Regions from separate parts of the Homo sapiens genome. Here region 2 is linked to region 1. A link is an interaction called in ENCODE POLR2A ChIA-PET data of the cell type or tissue named here. Cell type or tissue: B cell. All regions are shown on one strand. Each heading gives the region's core, and the rest is flanking DNA. Links, peaks and the distances in the headings are about the cores only. Region 1 has its middle 75 kb from the start of CFAP144. Region 2 overlaps SLC2A1 (solute carrier family 2 member 1).

What was found. ChIA-PET counts read pairs that join two places held together with the same protein. Peaks named below come from ENCODE experiments on the same cell type or tissue, not always from the same donor. Only the 100,000 strongest peaks of a DNase experiment are listed, where the experiment ranks them.
Region 2: POLR2A ChIA-PET joins it to region 1 with 10 read pairs; 17 of 35 experiments call an interaction of 5 or more read pairs at or near these places.

Annotation. Positions count from the first base shown.
Region 1 is chr1:43,069,199-43,077,529 of GRCh38, reverse strand. No RefSeq gene overlaps it. Among named protein-coding and RNA genes, the nearest start is that of CFAP144, 75 kb to the left of the region's middle. RefSeq lists a silencer at 3,594-3,643 and an enhancer at 7,069-8,036. In B cell, for the core only: CTCF peaks have their summits at 3,533 and 3,732 (motif pointing right); DNase peaks (open chromatin) are centred at 3,719 and 4,519; H3K27ac peaks cover 1,093 bases.
Region 2 is chr1:42,947,855-42,956,185 of GRCh38, reverse strand. The region is part of intron 1 of SLC2A1 (solute carrier family 2 member 1); the gene reads left to right. It also overlaps the pseudogene ATP6V0CP4. Among named protein-coding and RNA genes, the nearest start is that of SLC2A1, 6.8 kb to the left of the region's middle. RefSeq lists enhancers at 475-764, 2,116-3,060, 3,294-3,588, 3,711-3,780, 5,315-5,850. In B cell, for the core only: no CTCF peak of the experiment used is centred there; DNase peaks (open chromatin) are centred at 305, 2,245, 3,495 and 6,655; H3K4me3 peaks cover 6,021 bases; H3K27ac peaks cover 7,865 bases.

The DNA of each region.
Region 1 (8,331 bases), core at 311-8,310:
TCACAAGAAGGCCCAGGTAGCTACGTGCTCATGCAGAACAGCTTGCCAACAGTTTGTACTGAAAGCCACACCCTGATACACACCCTGGTGGTGTTAGGAGATGAGGCATGGTGGGTGGGGGAGGGGCGGGGGACGGGGCTCTCCATTGAACAAAAGGTGGGGGATCCTGGAGCAGGCGACATGAGCAAATCTAAGGAGGCACCTAAACTGGGTTTGACACAACCCACCCCTGGCATCACTCAGATCTGTTCATGTCCTCTTATGATATGTGGCTGTCATATCCATGTGGAAAAGGGGATACTGCTAGTCCATGGGATGCAACATTAATGCAGTTACTTAAATTATTACCTACAAATGGTTATAATCAAGGACCTATCAATGACAAGGCTAGTAATTAGTAGCTTAATCCACAATTGTCTAACGCCTAGAACTTTTTGAGCTCTAACATGACGCCACAAGAGGAGAATTTCACACCTGACCTCACATGATGGGTTGCATATATTATTTTAAATACTGTGTAAAATTACCTTAATAAGCTACTTATTACTAAGTAGCTATAGTAATAGAACATTATCATAAAAATTCCAGTGCTGCTTCTTGGTTGGCAAAGAAAGGAGGAATAAAAAATAGATTTAAAAAAGAACATTATGATAGAAATAAGGAATACAAAGACTATAGGACGGGCTGGCTTCTTCTGAGCATGTTGGAGAAATAATATGGCAAAGTCAGAGCTTTAAATTCTCAGCTGGCTACATAGGTAGAAAGCCAGAAAATATGACCAACTTGAGGGAATCCCTTATTTTTTGTAGTGCAAAGTCTAGATTTATGAAAACCAGAATCTGTTCCTGTGGTTGACTAAATTACATATAAATTAAATTCACAGCCTTGCTTTTTAAATATAAAGTTATATTGTTGATAGAAAAAGACAGATTCTGAGAATTGTAATAGGGGCATTTCGGTAGATTTAAACCCCCTTGAGCCCCCAAATTATACTAGTTCTCTTTTGCCATGAAAACCAGCCCTTCCTCTCATCTGAAGGTGTTAGCTGCCCCTTTCCAGAAGATTCTATAGTTATCTTTCTAGAGGTAATCACCTTGAAGAGGCATACTGATTCTTTTCAAAATCCATATGCATGATCCATCATTCCTTCCAGGCACATAATAATACTCAAATCACAGTAGATCCAAAGAGAAAGAAGGACTACCGGACTACAAAGTGTGACTCAAGAATAGGAACCAAATGGATGACTGAATAAAGAAAATGTGGTATATATACACAATGGAATACTATGCAGCCATAAAAAGAATGAAATTGGCCAGGCACGGTGGCTCACACCTGTAATCCCAGCACTTTGGGAGGCCGAGGCGGGCGGATTACAAGATCAGGAGATCGAGACCATCCTGGCTAACATGGTGAAACCCCATCTCTACTAAAAATACAAAAAGTTAGCCTGGCGTTGTGGTGGGCACCTGTAGTCCCAGCTACTCCGGAGGCTGAGGCAGGAGAATGGCGTGAACCCGGGAGGCGGAGCTTGCAGTGAGCCGAGATCCCACCACTGCACTCCAGCCTGGGCGACAGAGCGAGACTCTGTCTCAAATTAAAAAAAAAAAAAAAAAGAATGAAATCATGTCTTTTACAGCAAAACGGATGGAACTAGAGGCCATTATCCTAAGTGAAACAACTCCGAAACAGTCAAATAACACATGTTCTCACTTACAAGTGGGAGCTAAATAATGTGTACACATGGGCATAGAGTGTGGAATGATAGACATTGGGTGGAGGAGTGGGAGGAGGGTGGGGGATGAGAAATTACTTAATGGGTACAATGTACACTATTCAGGTGATGGATACACTAAAAGCCCAGATTTTGCCTACTCAAAATATCCATGTAACAAAACTACACTTGTACAACCTTAAATTTATACAAATTAACAAAGAATAGGGGGCCAGGCGCAGTGGCTCATGCCTGTAATCCCAGCACTTCAGGAGGCCGAGGCGGGTGGATCACCTGAGGTCAGGAGTTCGAGACCAGCTTGGCCAACATGGCGAAACCCCATCTCTACTAAAAATACAAAATTAGCTGGTGGGTGCCTGTAATCCCAGCTACTCGGGAGGTTGAGGCAGGAGAATTGCTTGAACCCAGGAGATGGAGGTTGTAGTGAGCCAAGATCGCGCCACTGCACTCCAGCCCGGGTGACAGAGCAAGATTCTATCTCAAAAAAAAAAAAAAAAAAAAAAAAGAAGAATAGATATCAAAAACACCAAAAGAACTGCAAGGTTTTGCCAGTATACATTTTGCAAGGCTATACTAGTAAAAGCCTGGGAAATATTTAGGGAAGTGGATTACAAGAGTGTTATACCAGAGAGAGAGAAAAATGTAATTTTTGATTGCACTGAATTCATTGATACAGATATGTTAGCTCAAGAAACTGATAGTGGCTATAACAGCTTACTGGGCTGGCTAACTGAAACTTGGACTTAATGGTGGCCTATATTACATTAAGGAGAAAGGCCAAAACATCCTTGGTACACTATAGAACAAGATATCCAAAGACAGAGAGCTAGGAATGTCAGTCAGTAGGGACCTCTAGAAGCAGAATGCATTTACCTGGTGGAGTTAACAATACAACTTCACTTTCTTCACTCAAAGCTATATCAACTGTCCAGCCCTCTATCAAACTCTAGCCTGCTAGGACCTAATAATTTCCCCATTTCATAGGAGATCATGCTGGCCTACTACACGATAAAATCATATTGATTGGACTAGGTGAGTATTACTTGATACCCTAGACACGCTGGTAAGACACATATATACCAGATGGTATGGAACAAATCCCAAACAAAAACTAAGGAATCTACCACCTTAGTGAAATTTCTTGCTTCCAGAGCTCTCTAGCACATCAAAATATCGTTTATAAGGTGAACATGAAAATATCCCTTGTAAGATTAAGGATAGTTGTTGCATCTGGCATCTCCCATCACAAAGAAAGAAGCATCACATTAGATTTTGGAGGCAACATGGATCTCATTTGGGCATGCCACTATGGCCTATTTACTGAGTGAGCCATAAGGGCTGCCACAATGGGGCAGTGTGGGATTCTGGAAAGTTTCCTGGTTTCAGACAGGTGGATGGCGGGGTCGGGGGAATCTTGAGCCTATTTTCTCATAAGTAAAATGAAAATAAATACCTTCCTTGGAAGGCTATGGTACTGTAAAATGAGGTAACAGGTGAAAAAGCCCTTTAAAGTACACATCTTCAGGTGTTGGCTGTACCACTCTGCCATTTGATGCTATGCCAATGACAAATTTTTTCGGCCCAGAGTAAAAATTATTCCCTAAGAATTGCCAAAAATCCTATTTTTTCTATTGAGTTGTATCATAGATACAGAAGAGCATATGAAACATTAATGGAGAGTTTAAAGAATAATTATGATGTAACACCCTTCTAACTAGCACTTGAGTCAGAAATAGAATATTGTCAAAGTGGCCACTAACCCTGCACTAGGGCACCCAGATAAGGAGCAAGTAGGGGCTGAAATATACCAAGCTTCTACCCAGAACTGTTGGGTGAAATATGCACCCACCACCACCCCCCGTCCCGACTCTAAAAGGACAAGCTGGGGTATTCTGAGCTCCTTCCTCCCACTTTTACTGTGGAGCAAGCAGATTGCTAGCTCTCCTCCCTTCCAGGACATATCACATATAGAACACCAGGGGGCGGCAACTCCCCACAGATGTTGGTACCTGGGACGACAACGGCTAAACCAAGGATGAAGCAGCTTGACTTTCTACTCTTTTTTTTCTCTTTTCCTCTTTTCCATGTCCCTCTACTGCTCTGCAGGCCTGCATCACACATCACAATGGCACAGTGCAAAGATTCATGGCTTTAGTAACAAGGAGAGCTACGTTTGAATCCCAACTCTACCACTCACTACCTTTGACCTTGAGCAAGTGACACCATCTCTCCAAGCCATGGTTTCCTTATCCGGAAACATAGAATACAAAAACAGTACCTACCCCATAGGATTGTTGGAATGATTAAGTGAGATAATGTGGGTAAACAGCAAAACATTGTCCAAATATTAGTTGTTTTTAGACATCATAATTAATCTAGGCCGGGCATGGTGGCCCAAGCCTGTAATCCTAGCATTTTGGGAGCCCAATGTGGGCGGATCACCTGAGGTCAGGAGTTCAAGACCAGCTTGGCCTACATGGTGAAACCCTGTCTCTATGAAAAATACAAAAATTAGCCAGGCGTAATGGTACATGCTTGTAATCCCAGCTACCTGGGAGGCTGAGGCAGAAGAATTGCTGGAACCCAGGAGGCAGAGACTGCAGTGAGCTGAGATCATGTCACTGCACTCCAGCCTGGGTGACAGAGCGAGACTCCGTCTCAAAAAAAATAATAATTAATCTAATTTGATTATCACCAATCCTGGCAGGCAAGGTAGGTAAACACGCTTCCCAAGTTTCAGATAAAGAAATTGACCTGCGGAATCATGATGATAATGTGGTTTCATTTCCTTTTTGTTGTTGTTGGGTTTTATTTTGAGATGGAGTTTCGCTCTGTTGCCCAGGCTGAAGTGCCGTGGTGTGATCTCAGCTCACTGCAGCCTCCGCCTCCTGGGTTCAAGTGATTATTTTGCCTCAGACTCCCGAGTAGCTGGGACTACAGACACGTGCCACCATGCCCAGCTCATTTTTGTATTTTAGAGATGGGGTTTCATCGTGTTGGCCAGGCTGGTCTTGAACTCCTGACCTAAGGTGATCCACCCACCTCAGCCTCCCAGAATACTAAGATTACAGGTGTGAGCCACCGTGCCCGGCATGGTTTCATTTTCTAAGACTCTCCCTCAACACTTTTGTCATCATGACAGCTTGCCTTGAGAGACTCATTGATAACCCTTTGGAGATATCTGGGATTCTGAGGCCCAAATACGTTATGTGTGCTGAAGGCCACATAACCAATCAGTGGACAAGTCAGAAGCCAAAGAGCCAGCTCACTGTGCTCCCAGTCCAGGGATGCAGCCACTTCGCCACCACCTCATGAATTTTGCTTGACTGCTTACTGTAGAATCCCATCTGTAAGTCTTATCTTCCTGCCTAGACTGTGAGCTAAAAGAGAAAAAAAAATTCTCAAGGAATATTTATTCTTATGGAAAAGCATTTATGCTATGTTACTAAATGAAACAAGGGATTTACAAAACACCTTGTGCAACATGATCCCAGTATGTATTTACGTATACTTGCAGAGGAAAAAAGTAGAAAGTCATGACACACAATGGTAAAAACATTTATCTCTGTGTGGTAGAATTACAGGTGATTTTTGTGTTTTTCTCTTACATTTTTGCACATGTTTCTAGGTTTCTCCCATGCACATGTTTTACTTCTATGATCAGAACTAATATCCGTGTGTGTGTGTGTGTGTGTGTATTACACTATTTCAATTGTCCATTTAGAAAATTACTACATTAAGAGTCAGAGATCTTGGGCTGCCTTCCCCCAATAATTTATCGTGACTTTGCACAAGCTTCTTAACCCTCTGAGCCTCAGTTTCTCCACTGGAAATATGAGAATATCACCCCTGTCATCCCATCCCCAGAAGGCTCCGAACCTCCCCTGTCTGGCTGCCACAAATCGTTCCCCCTTCTCCTCAGCCAAGCTGCTGAGCAGTCACAGGACACCTGCCTCTGTTTCCACTTCCCCATCCCATTAATTAATCCCTCATCTAGCCGCAGCTTGGGTTTTGTTCCCTCTTCTGCAAAGCAGATTCTACAGAGGTGGCCTCTTCAATGCCAAAGCCCATGGCCTCTGTGCTGCCTTTTCCTCCACCTCTACCTCCTCACCTGGCTGTTTCCCCAGACGGGGCTGTCTTGACTGCTCCCTCCTTGAAGCACATTCTTCCCTCACCTTCTCTGACCACTGCTTACCTTGGTTTCCTTAGCCCCTGTGGCTGCTGCTTCTCCCAAGGGTCTGGCTCAAAAGGGGTTCCCTGGGTTGCAGGGCACCTTTCCTCTCTCTTAGGCTGGTGCATGACCTCACCCAAACCAGCAACTTCCAGCACCACGAGCAATGAGTGACCTGAGCTTCCCAAATCTCTCCCGGGCCCCACCCCACTACCCTCAGGCTGTCAGAAGCTGAGCCCCATCTCTCCCCAGTCTCCTCCCCATCCCACCAATCCTCCTCTGAAAATGGTTTTTCAGGTGCTGGTCACCCAGGAACAAACTCAAGGCCACTCAGTGGAGGGGGTTCTGCCCACCTTCCTGCAGCCCTGCTGAGGACTCCAGCCAGTTAACCCAGGGGACAGCGTCATGGACCTCAGCGTGGCATCTCATCCACATGATTCTCGTGGACTCCCCACTGGTGTCCCTGTCCTCTCTCTGTCCCTCTGGGCTAGCCTTAAATACAGGCCTCACCACCAGGAGCATCACAGCTATTACTGAGCACTGACCAGTGTCAGGCATTGAGGGCTTTGCCTGTATTCTCCTTTATTCCTCAAGACAAACATGGAAGGGAAATACTATCATTATCTCCATTTCTTTTTTTTTTTTTCTTAATAGAGACAAGGCCTCACTACATTGTCCAGGCTGGTCTCAAACTCCTGGACTCAAGCTATTGTCCTGTCTCGGCCTCCCAAAGTGCTGGGATTATAGATGCAAGCCACCATGCATGGCCTATTACCTCCATTCCAATGATGAGAAAAGTGAGGTATGGAGCGTTTAATCTGCTCAGGGATGTGTGGTTATACAGTTACCAAAGTCTTAGAGCTGGGATTGGAATACAAGATAATCTGATTCGACTGCAGATCATGTGCCCTAAACCACTCAGCTACATGGCAATTTTACCTCTTACCAGAATCACCTACAGGATAAAGTCCACATGCTTCCACCTGGTCTGCGGGGACCCTCATGTATAGCTCAGACACGCCATTTCAGTCCTAGGACCCAGTGTGTCCAATTGTCCCACTCTCCATTCTGACCGCACTCCTCAGCTGCCCACTTCCACACCTTAACCCATGTCTTCTTGCCACCCAGAGTCTCAACCCCACCTCCATATGTCAAAATGCTCCCTCCAAGGCCTTCTCAAATTCCTCTTCCTCTACCCAGGGTAGGTCATGCAGCATGATGGAGGAGAGGCCTGTGGTGATGGGGAGACAGCGGACCTGATAACATGGTCCTTGCCCTTCCAGAAGGTGATTGGGGGATCCAGATCCCTCACTCTGGGCCTGTGCCCTCATCTGTAAGACGGAGGGGGTGGGACTAGATAATCTTTAGGAGCCTTCTTGCTCTAACAGTCTGAGACCCTACTGCTTTCACCATCCCCCAAAATAGAGGTGAAGTTGCCTTTTTAAAATCCCTTTAACATTCACAGAATGGAGAGAATGTTGGGGCTGGGAGGACTTCAGAGGAAACTAATCTCGCCCTCTTACTTTTCCCCCAGGCCTGGCAAACCATCTGGGGAGTGGTGGGAGGGAGGCCATGCTCTCTGCTCCACCAAGAACCCATCTCAGCAGGTCCCCAGCCCTGCAGAGAAGGGGTGGGAGGAGCCTGGAAGGGCAAAAGCTGCAGAGCCTGGCTCTGGGCCGGGCCTGGCCTGCCCAGCTCCAGGAGGCCTCAGTAGTTTTCCATAACCAGCAGGCCCACAGCCCAGGACATGTGCTCCCCTCTCCCTTGGCCCCCTACATTCCTCTGCACATTCAGGCAGCAAAATGGCATTCAGGCTCTGTTGGGGGCGGAAACCCAGACACACACAAAGACTCATAGATACAGGTTCAGCCACAAACACACAGACTCGGAGAGATAACGCAGATCCTGGCAGGGTCAAGGTGCCCAGGCACAAACAGCACCCACAGATACAATACGCCCACCCCGCCAGAGCCACCACGATCCGTTCTCAGAGGCACATGTGCATAAGAACATCACAGAGATATTCATTCTGTGCAGACACACAGGCACATGCATAGCGGGAGGTCACGTGTCCACTCAGCAGTCGCCCCCATGCGCCTGCCATCCTCCCTCCTCCCCTGAGCCCCCACACTCCCTGTCTAGGTCAAATCTTGGTCAAGGAATGGAAAAAGTCCCAAGCCGCCGCAGTTGTAGGAGTCAGGACAGAAGCCAGACAGTCCCGGGAACCAGCCGAGCTCCCTTCCCGCTGAGAAGGTGCCATTTTTTAATTCCATAGAATTCACGGGACAATCCCCATCCTGTTCCTGGGAGGCCAGGGTGAGGCTGGATCCTGGATGGTTCCCCAGCCCACCCTCATGGCCTCTGGGGTTCCAGCTCCGTCCCCAGCTGCAGGGGGAGGGCAGAGGGACCTCTGGAAAGTCATTTC
Region 2 (8,331 bases), core at 114-8,113, 120 kb after region 1:
AGATACAAGACAGCAGTTATAGTCATTTTCCCCTCCAAATCTTGTGTAGATCATTCCATATACATTCTGGAATAAAGCCCTTCCCTTTGGAGACTGCTGATTTGACCTGCAAGCACAGCCTTTTTGTGCATGATGTTAGAGGCCTGGGGAGGTCATATCGCTTGCCTTTCACACAAGATCTGAAAACCAGGTGTGTCTGGCTCCAAAGCCTTGGTTCTGCTATGTTCCTCTTTGTCTCCTAGGAAATGGGAACTGACTTAACTAACTTCCCCGTGTTCCATTGTGCTCCTCTGTAACTCACAGTAATGAGCTTAGCTGAATAGGAAGTAGGGGACAGATGGAATCACCTTGCCTACAAGCCAGGGGTTCGCCCACGATCTCTCCTGGGCAGCACGCAAGGGTGAGCCCTGCCCCAGATGTCTCACCCCACCCTTCGTGAAGAACTTGTAACTAGCCTTGCCTATGCCCATCACTCATCACTTTTCTGGCCAGTCTCTACCTTCCAGAAAAGGAAAAATCAGAAATCTGCAGGCTTTCTCAGCCCCTTTGTGGTGCAGACAGCATAGTTTTTTGTTTTTTGTCTTTTTTTGAGACGAGGTCTCACTCTGTCACCCAGGCAAGTATCTTGGCTTACTGCAACCTCTACCTCCCAGGCTCAAGCGATTCTGTCACCTCAGCCTCTTGAGTAGCTGGAACCACAGACATGCGTCACCGTGCCCAGCTAAATTTTTGTATTTTTGGTAGAGACAGGGTTTCGCCATGTTGCCCAGGCTGGTCTCGAACTCTTGAGCTCAGGTGATCCGCCCACTTCAGCCTCCCAAAGTGTTGGGATTACAGGCGTGAGCTACCGCACCCGGCCAAACATAGATGTTTGCATATGTGGTTTTGAATCCCAGCTTAGCTTAGTTGCCCAGTTTTCATCATTACAGTGTCTAGGAATTCAGAAAAGAATGTACGTCTCTGTCCCCATAGATGCTCCATAAATATTTCTTGCTTCCTTGGACTCCCATGATGCCTTACCTGGGCTGTGGGTGACTTGTACCTGGGCCTTGGCCTTTATCCAAAAGCTGGCATTCTGGCAGTATGAGCTTTTGGGGAGTCAGGATGCTGGCCCATGGGTATTAAGTCAGGTAAATCATTAAAGCTCCCACTAACCCATTCTTCCTAGTAGGGGCTTGTTGGGAAGTGAGTAGGCATGGCACATGGGTGAGAGTGCCAGGCCAGGGAGGGTCAGCTCATGTGAGTGCCCTGCGCTGCTTTGGGCTTCTTTGCTTTGCTTTTTTGCCTTAGGCTTCCTGCCTACCTTTCTGAATTTGGGTCACCCTTGGGATAGTTTGAAAGGGACATTCATGTCCATTAACTCCAAGGGTCCTCACAACTGCCCTGTGATACAAGTTACAGTGACCTCATGGTCCAATAAAAAATGACTTTGCCAAGATCACACACTGAGCCTCCCACCCCAAGACATGCTGCCAGCCTTTCCAGGATGACATTAGAGGGTGGAAGGAACCCAGAGCAGGAGGGGCCTTCCAGCCATGGCCCAGCCCTCCATTTGACAAATGGGGAAATTGAGTCCAGAGAAGGGAAGAGATTTGTCCGAGATAAGGCTATCACAAAAGATTTGAGGCGTTCTATGGAGCTGTGTTTTGTTTTGATTTTTGAGACGGAGTTTCGCTCTTGTTGCCCAGGCTGGAGTGCCATGACACAATCTCAGCTCACCACAACCTTCGCCTCCCAGGTTCTAGTGGTTCTCCTGCCTCAGCCTCCCGAGTAGCTGGGATTACAGGCATGTGCCACCATGCCCGGCTAATTTTTTTGTATTTTTTTTTAGTAGAGATGGGGTTTCTTCATGTTGGTCAAGCTGGTCTCGAACTCCAGACCTCAGGTGATCCGCCCACCTCGGCCTCCCAAAGTGCTGGGATTACAGGTGTGAGCCACCGCGCCTGGCCTAGCTGTGTTTTTTTTTTAAAGATGCTTTCTTCTCCACATGCCTGTCTGTGCCATCCTCCACCCACCCCAAATGAGCAGGAATCCCCAGACACAGGACTTGCCATGCCATAGGAGCCTGAAAGTTGGATTAGACGTAACTTGACAACTGAAACTCTACTGTGAATGGAAACAAAACACTAGATGTTCCCACTAAACTCTGACCTTGAAGAAGTGGCTTTCCTTGGAGCCTTGGTTTCCTTCTCAGTAAATAGAGACTTGGCTACCCCCAGTGGATGTGGTGAGACTGGCCCCGTGCCCTAAATTAGAGAAGTGGCTATTTTAAGTGGAAAGACCCTTTGTAAGGCCAGTCTGGGTGTACAAATGATGTAAACAGCCCCAAGATGATCCTTGTCTAGTACCGAGCCATCCAGGGATTCGACCCTATTTGCCCCGGAGCTGGGCCAGCCTCAAATCCCCCGTAATCAGCTTGTGACTTCAAGGAGCTCAGCTTTGCCCAGTGCCTCCTGGTCACGGGGTGTCGGCCCAGAGCTCTGCTCAAGTACCAAGGGTACAGCCATCCAGCTCCCTGCTTCCCCAAGACTGGCAAAGCTGGGGAGGCCTGGAACAAAGAGGAAAGTGTGCAGTGTTGGCTTGGGGCCTGCAACCTCACCCCTTCCCCCACCTCACTCCTGGGCATAAAGGTGATAAAGCCGCTCACTCAGTCTGCAGTCTGGTAACCGACGTCCCCATGATGGCGGAGGCTGGGAGGCCTCCTGACCAGATTCATGGGCTCAGAGAGGCTGTGTCCAGGCCTGCAGGCCCAGCCCTGGCTACCCTAACAAGCCTCCAATTGTTACCTCTCTCCACGGGAGGGGTGGACTGGAGCCTGAGGCTCTGTCTTCCAGCCACCAGGCCTGGCAGTAGCTGATGCATAAACATTAGGGTTTTGCAGTAACTGAGCAGGGCTCCCAGGCCTTGAACCTGGGCAGAAAGAAGACAGCATCTCCTCTCTTTGTGACCACACTGACTTGCCTCCCTGAGGCTTCTGCACCCTGGAATGGGAGAGAGCTCTTGCCAGGCCTCAGCTGATGGAGCCTTTGGCTACTGAGGCCTCTGCTGGACAGGAAGTCTGCCTATGTCTCCTAGCCCAGTTTATCTCCCCCTGCCCTGGCATTTGGGAGTGGGGAGGAAACGGCTCCATCAGAAACAGCTCTACCATTGGACCTTAGGCCAGCCACACTTCTTGTTGGAGCTTGTGTCCTCAGCTGTACTGGGGATGAGAGCTAGCTGTCTGGGTCAGCGGCACTGAGGCTCCAGGGGAGCATGTGGTCTGTGCAGCAGGCTTGGGGAGTGCTGAGCAGCACAGATTGGGTTTCATAGCACAGTGGGAGCCCAGACAGGCCAGCTAGCCATAAGCACCTCTGCTGGAGGAAGAGGTGGACTCTCTTGGGCTGGAGGGCCCAGTTCAAGGAAAGAAACAAACAGCTACACTGGGCTCCTTGATCACCCAGCTGTGGCAGTTCTTCTTGAGGACTTCCTGCCCCTAGGTGGGGGCTGCCTTCAGCTCCCTGCTGCGTGTGATAACTTGGGTGTGGCCCTCACAGCTGTGCAGAAGCTATTCCCAGAGGGTTCTGGCCCCAGGTAAACAGATTCTGCTCTGGGCTCGCCTTGCCTCCATCCCACAGCCCTGTGTGCTGTCTGTGGCACAGCCTAGAGCAGCACTGCCTCGTGGCCCTGGCCCTTATGCGGCTGGAGCTGATCCTGAAGTCCAGTGTCCCAGCGGTCATGGCTGGCATCATCACCATCTACAACCTGGTGATGGAAGTCCTTATCCCCAACTCGCTGATCGACTGCATCAGCCTCTACGGGAATCTCCTCCAGCCAAGCGCTAGGCTGAGTGTGGGCCTGAGTGGCCCGGCAGCCAGCTATGTCATCAGCACTGTGGGGGACACAGTGCTGCCTAGAAGCCCGGGCTATTTGTGGGCTTGATCCTGATCCTCATTTTCACTGCATGGTCTCATTCTCTCCACAAAGTAGCCTTTGAGCCCACCAGCCACAGAATGTGATATAAAGATCACCCCTGCTTATTCCAGAATGAACAGCCTGAGACACATATCCCTTCAGTAGTTGGTCTTGTGAATGCAGTGTCCTAGTGCAAATGCCCATCATCTGTTGACCCCATCCTTGCCCCTGCCTGCCCCATGCTGTGGATATCTGGGCCCCCTCATCACCCATCCTGGCCCCCTGACCAGTGAGGATGCCCCCTCCCATCTAGGGTACTCTGCGTCTAAGGATGAATTCCAGTGTAATTTTCTCTCTTCTGTAGGTTTATTTATGGAAGATTGGACCTGTTCATACATCTGTGGGGCAGCCCTCCATCTCCCAGCTATATAAAGTCTCTAACCACAGTGTTGCATTGTGGGGTTACCATGTGGTCTGACACTTCCTTGCATGAACTACCCTCACTCCAGCCCTGGACAGTCCAGGGCCTAGCAGGCAGTGTGTGGGGCCTACCAGGTCCTGGCATCCAAGCTGTGTCCAATAAAGTTCTTAGATGTGACTGGAAAAAAAATTGGATTAAAAAAAAGCTTCAGAAGTTACAGAGCCAACTACAGAGAAGCATAATAAATGAAAGAGTGTCTTCTAGTTTTGACAGTTTGGTGTTTACCCTAAAGACTTCTCTTTGTGCATGTGTAGATACATGCCTATAAATAGAATATTTGTGTAGTTGGATCCCACTTTCTGCATAGTTCTTTGCAACCCATTCTGTTCACCAAACCAACCCTTAGAGGTAAATACTGGCAGTGTTTCTCTCTGCACATACAACCAAGTGCCACTATACAAGTTCACTAACTCCCTGTTCCTTACACAATATGTACATCCTATTGCTTTTTTTCCCCCCTGAACAATCTACCCTGGTACTCTTCATAACACATACATGTTATGTGAAACACAGATGTGTTTCATTCTTTCCAATAGCTGCATAATACTTCATTACAGGCATGTCCCACCATGATTAAGAAATAGCAGCCCCATCACCTTCTTCATACCACTCACCACCTGATGTATTACATGTATTTATTTTCTGCCCCAGCCTTCAACTAACCTATCAAGTTCCATAGGCAGGGATTTGGTATAGTTTTATCGCTGAATTTCCATTGACTAGAAGAGTGTTGGGAGCATGCATTCAGGCATAATCTTTCCTTAGCAATATCATTTATTCATAGAAGATCCTCTCTTATGGAGAATTAACTGAAGCTTAGAGGAAGAGACTTTTTTTTGAGACGGAGTTTCACTCTTGTTGCCCAAGCTGGAGTGCAATGGCGCGATCTCGGCTCACTGCAACCTCTGCCTCCCGGGTTCAAGTGATTCTCCTGCCTCAGCCTCCCGAGTAGTTGGGATTACAGGCGCGCGCCCCCCACGCCCAGCTAATTTTTCGTATTTTTAGTAGAGACGGGGTTTCACCATGTTGGTCAGGCTGGTCTTGAACTCCTGACCTCAGGTGATCCGCCCACCTCAGCCTCCCAAAGTGCTGGAATTACAGGCGTGAGCCACCATGCCCAGCCAGGAAAGGACTTTTTTAAGGTCACACAAGTGGAGGAGCTGGGACTTAAATGTGTCTGCTGAGAGTGACAGTGAACTTTGCATGTGCCCAATCTTACCAAATTAATGTTCTCTTAGTTGAATTATTGCCCATCTCACCACCAAATGTGTATCTTCTCAGGGGTGTCAGTTTCCCCAGGGTCCAGATCCTGGCCCCACACCCACACATGGCCAAGGAGCCATTTACATTTAACATTCCATAATAGGATGCATACCTTTTCGGTTATTTAGGGAGGATGTGGTTTTGCCTGGAAGGCTTTGAGAATGCTGGGCAGCTAGCTCAGGGGACGTGGGGCTTAAAGCAGAGGCCGATCAACTTTTTTCTAAAGGGCCAGATAGAGCGTAAATATTGTCAGCTTTGTTGGACATGTAGTTCTCGGCCTGCCACTCAGCTTTGCTGTTGCAGTACAAAAGCAGCTGTAGACAAATGAGTGTGGCTGTGTTCCAATAAAACTTTATTCATGGTCACTGAAATGTGAATTTAATATAATTCTTACATATCACAAAATATTAGTCATTGTCTTTTTTTTCTCCCCAGCTACTTAAAAATGTAAAACTCATTCTTAGCTGCCATAGTTTGCCAACTTTGGCTTATAGCAAATGCAGCAAAGTGGCCCAAAGGTTTCTGAGCCTGTGCCCGGGCTGTCTCAGCTCAGAGTGGGCAAGGCTCAGAGAGTTGCTTTTATGGAATTTGACCTACATAGAAAGCACCAGGTAGAAACCTTGTTTCCTTCAGGGACCAGTACCCGGAAACAAGGGGGAGGACCTAAGCAGGAAAGCCATAGAATTTGGCATCAGAGACCCCCAATTGGAAACTTCCCTGAAGCCTAGAGTCCCCTGGTTCTGCGCTTTTCCCTCTCTCTCATTTCTCATCTGTGAAAAGGGAGTAATCGCTCCCCAAAAGCTTGTTCATGGTGGTTAATCAGAATGTGTGAGCAGCCTCTGGCAGGGTGCCTCAGCTCGCTGCTGCTGCTGCTGCTAAATGCACCAGCCCCCTCCTCTCAGTTCTACTTTGAAGACTGGCGAGTGCCTTCTGCCTCGAGGGCAACCAGGGGTGTCTGGAGGTTCAGTCATGCAAGGGTCTTGATATCATTGGAAGGCTTAAAGGAAGTGGCTTCAGGAGCACTTAATGCTTGAGGTCACCCTAAGGTCAGGTTTTGGACTGTTAGTCCATCACTCTTCTTTTTTAAAAGGCTTGGCAGGATGGAACCGGTCAGAGGGTAGAATGCCAGGCTAGGAAACCAAACAACTCTAGTCCCAACCCTGGCTTTTGTTTGTATGCTAGGCTGGGCACCTGCCCTCTGACCTCAGGTGCCTCCTGTCAAGTGCCGATGTTACAGCAGTCTGCAATTTCTTGAGCTTCTTTCTTTCTTATTGCAGCCAAAGCTGTCTTATTTTTTTTTCTTTTGAGAGTGTCTCACTCTGTCGCCCAGACTGGAATGCAGTCGTGCAATATCTGCTCACTACAACCTCCGCCTCCCAGGTTAAAGTGATTCTATTCTCCTGCCTCAGCCTCCCAAGTAGCTGGGATTATAGGCATGTGCCACCACACCCCACTAATTTTTGTACTTTTTTTTTTTTTTTTTGAGACAGAGTCTTGCTCTGTCGCCCAGGCTGGAGTGCAGTGGCGCGATCTCAGCTCACTGCAAGCTCTGCCTCCTGGGTTCAAGCCATTCTCCTGCCTCAGCCTCCCGAGTAGCTGGGACTACAGGCATGCGCCACCATGCCGGGCTAATTTTTTTTTTGTATTTTTAGTAGAAACGGGGTTTCACCGTGTTAGCCAGGATGGTCTCGATCTCCTGACCTCGTGATCTGCCCGCCTTGCCTCCCAAAGTGCTGGGATTACAGGGGTGAGCCACCGTGCCCGGCTCCAACTTTTCTATTTTTAGTAGAGACAGGGTTTTGCTGTGTTGGCCAAGCTGGTCTGGAACTCCTGGCCTTAACCAATCCGCCCGCCTCGGCCTACCAGAGTGCTGGGATTATAGGTGTAAGCCACCGCGCCCAGCCTTGAGGTTCTTTCTTTTAATGCCCAGAAGTTCATTTAAATGAGTAAGAAACACAACAAAACAAATTAAAAGGGAGCTGTCATGGATTCAGGTAAACCCCTCCCCCACTCCTTTGAGCCGTGGACTAAGCAGTTGGAAAGCCCTGCGTCCCCTGCTTCCCTGCACCTGGGGAACCCATGTGGGATGCTGTGGGAAGAGGACAAGATGGAGCAACATCTGGAGTCTGCCAGCCCTGGGACCCTCCTCTTGCCAGGAATACCCTGCCTCTGAGTAGCAGTAGCCACGTGCCCTTCCTGTGCCAATATAGATTGAGAACCTGCTGCAGGCCAACCCTGGGGCTGGAGCGCAATGCTGACACACTGACATGGGTCAAAAGGCCACAGTGTTTGGCAAGTTATACAATGTGGCCAGGGCCATCTGGCATCCGAGCGTTGGGGGAGAGGTCCTGAATCTTAACACCTCATCCATGGCTTCCTGGGAGAGGGAGGGCTCTTGTGGGTCGTGAGACCCCCAGCGGTGGGATAGGGAGGGTGAGGGGTGGGGACATGAGAAATGCTTCTCTGTGCTGGACCCTGAGCCCAGTTGCTGGCCAAGCTGGGAGGCCATGACTCTCCTAGGAGAGTCAGGATTTGAACTCAGTCTGCCTGACTTCAGAGGTCCTTCCTTGACAGCCCTGTGGGCTTGGAGTGGAGGGTTTTGTGGGGTGCTGTATTTACCTCTCAGAGCTCTGATGTTCCAGCACTCGTCAGGGGTTTGATAAATGGCTAAGGATGAACACTGGTCTGGCACAACA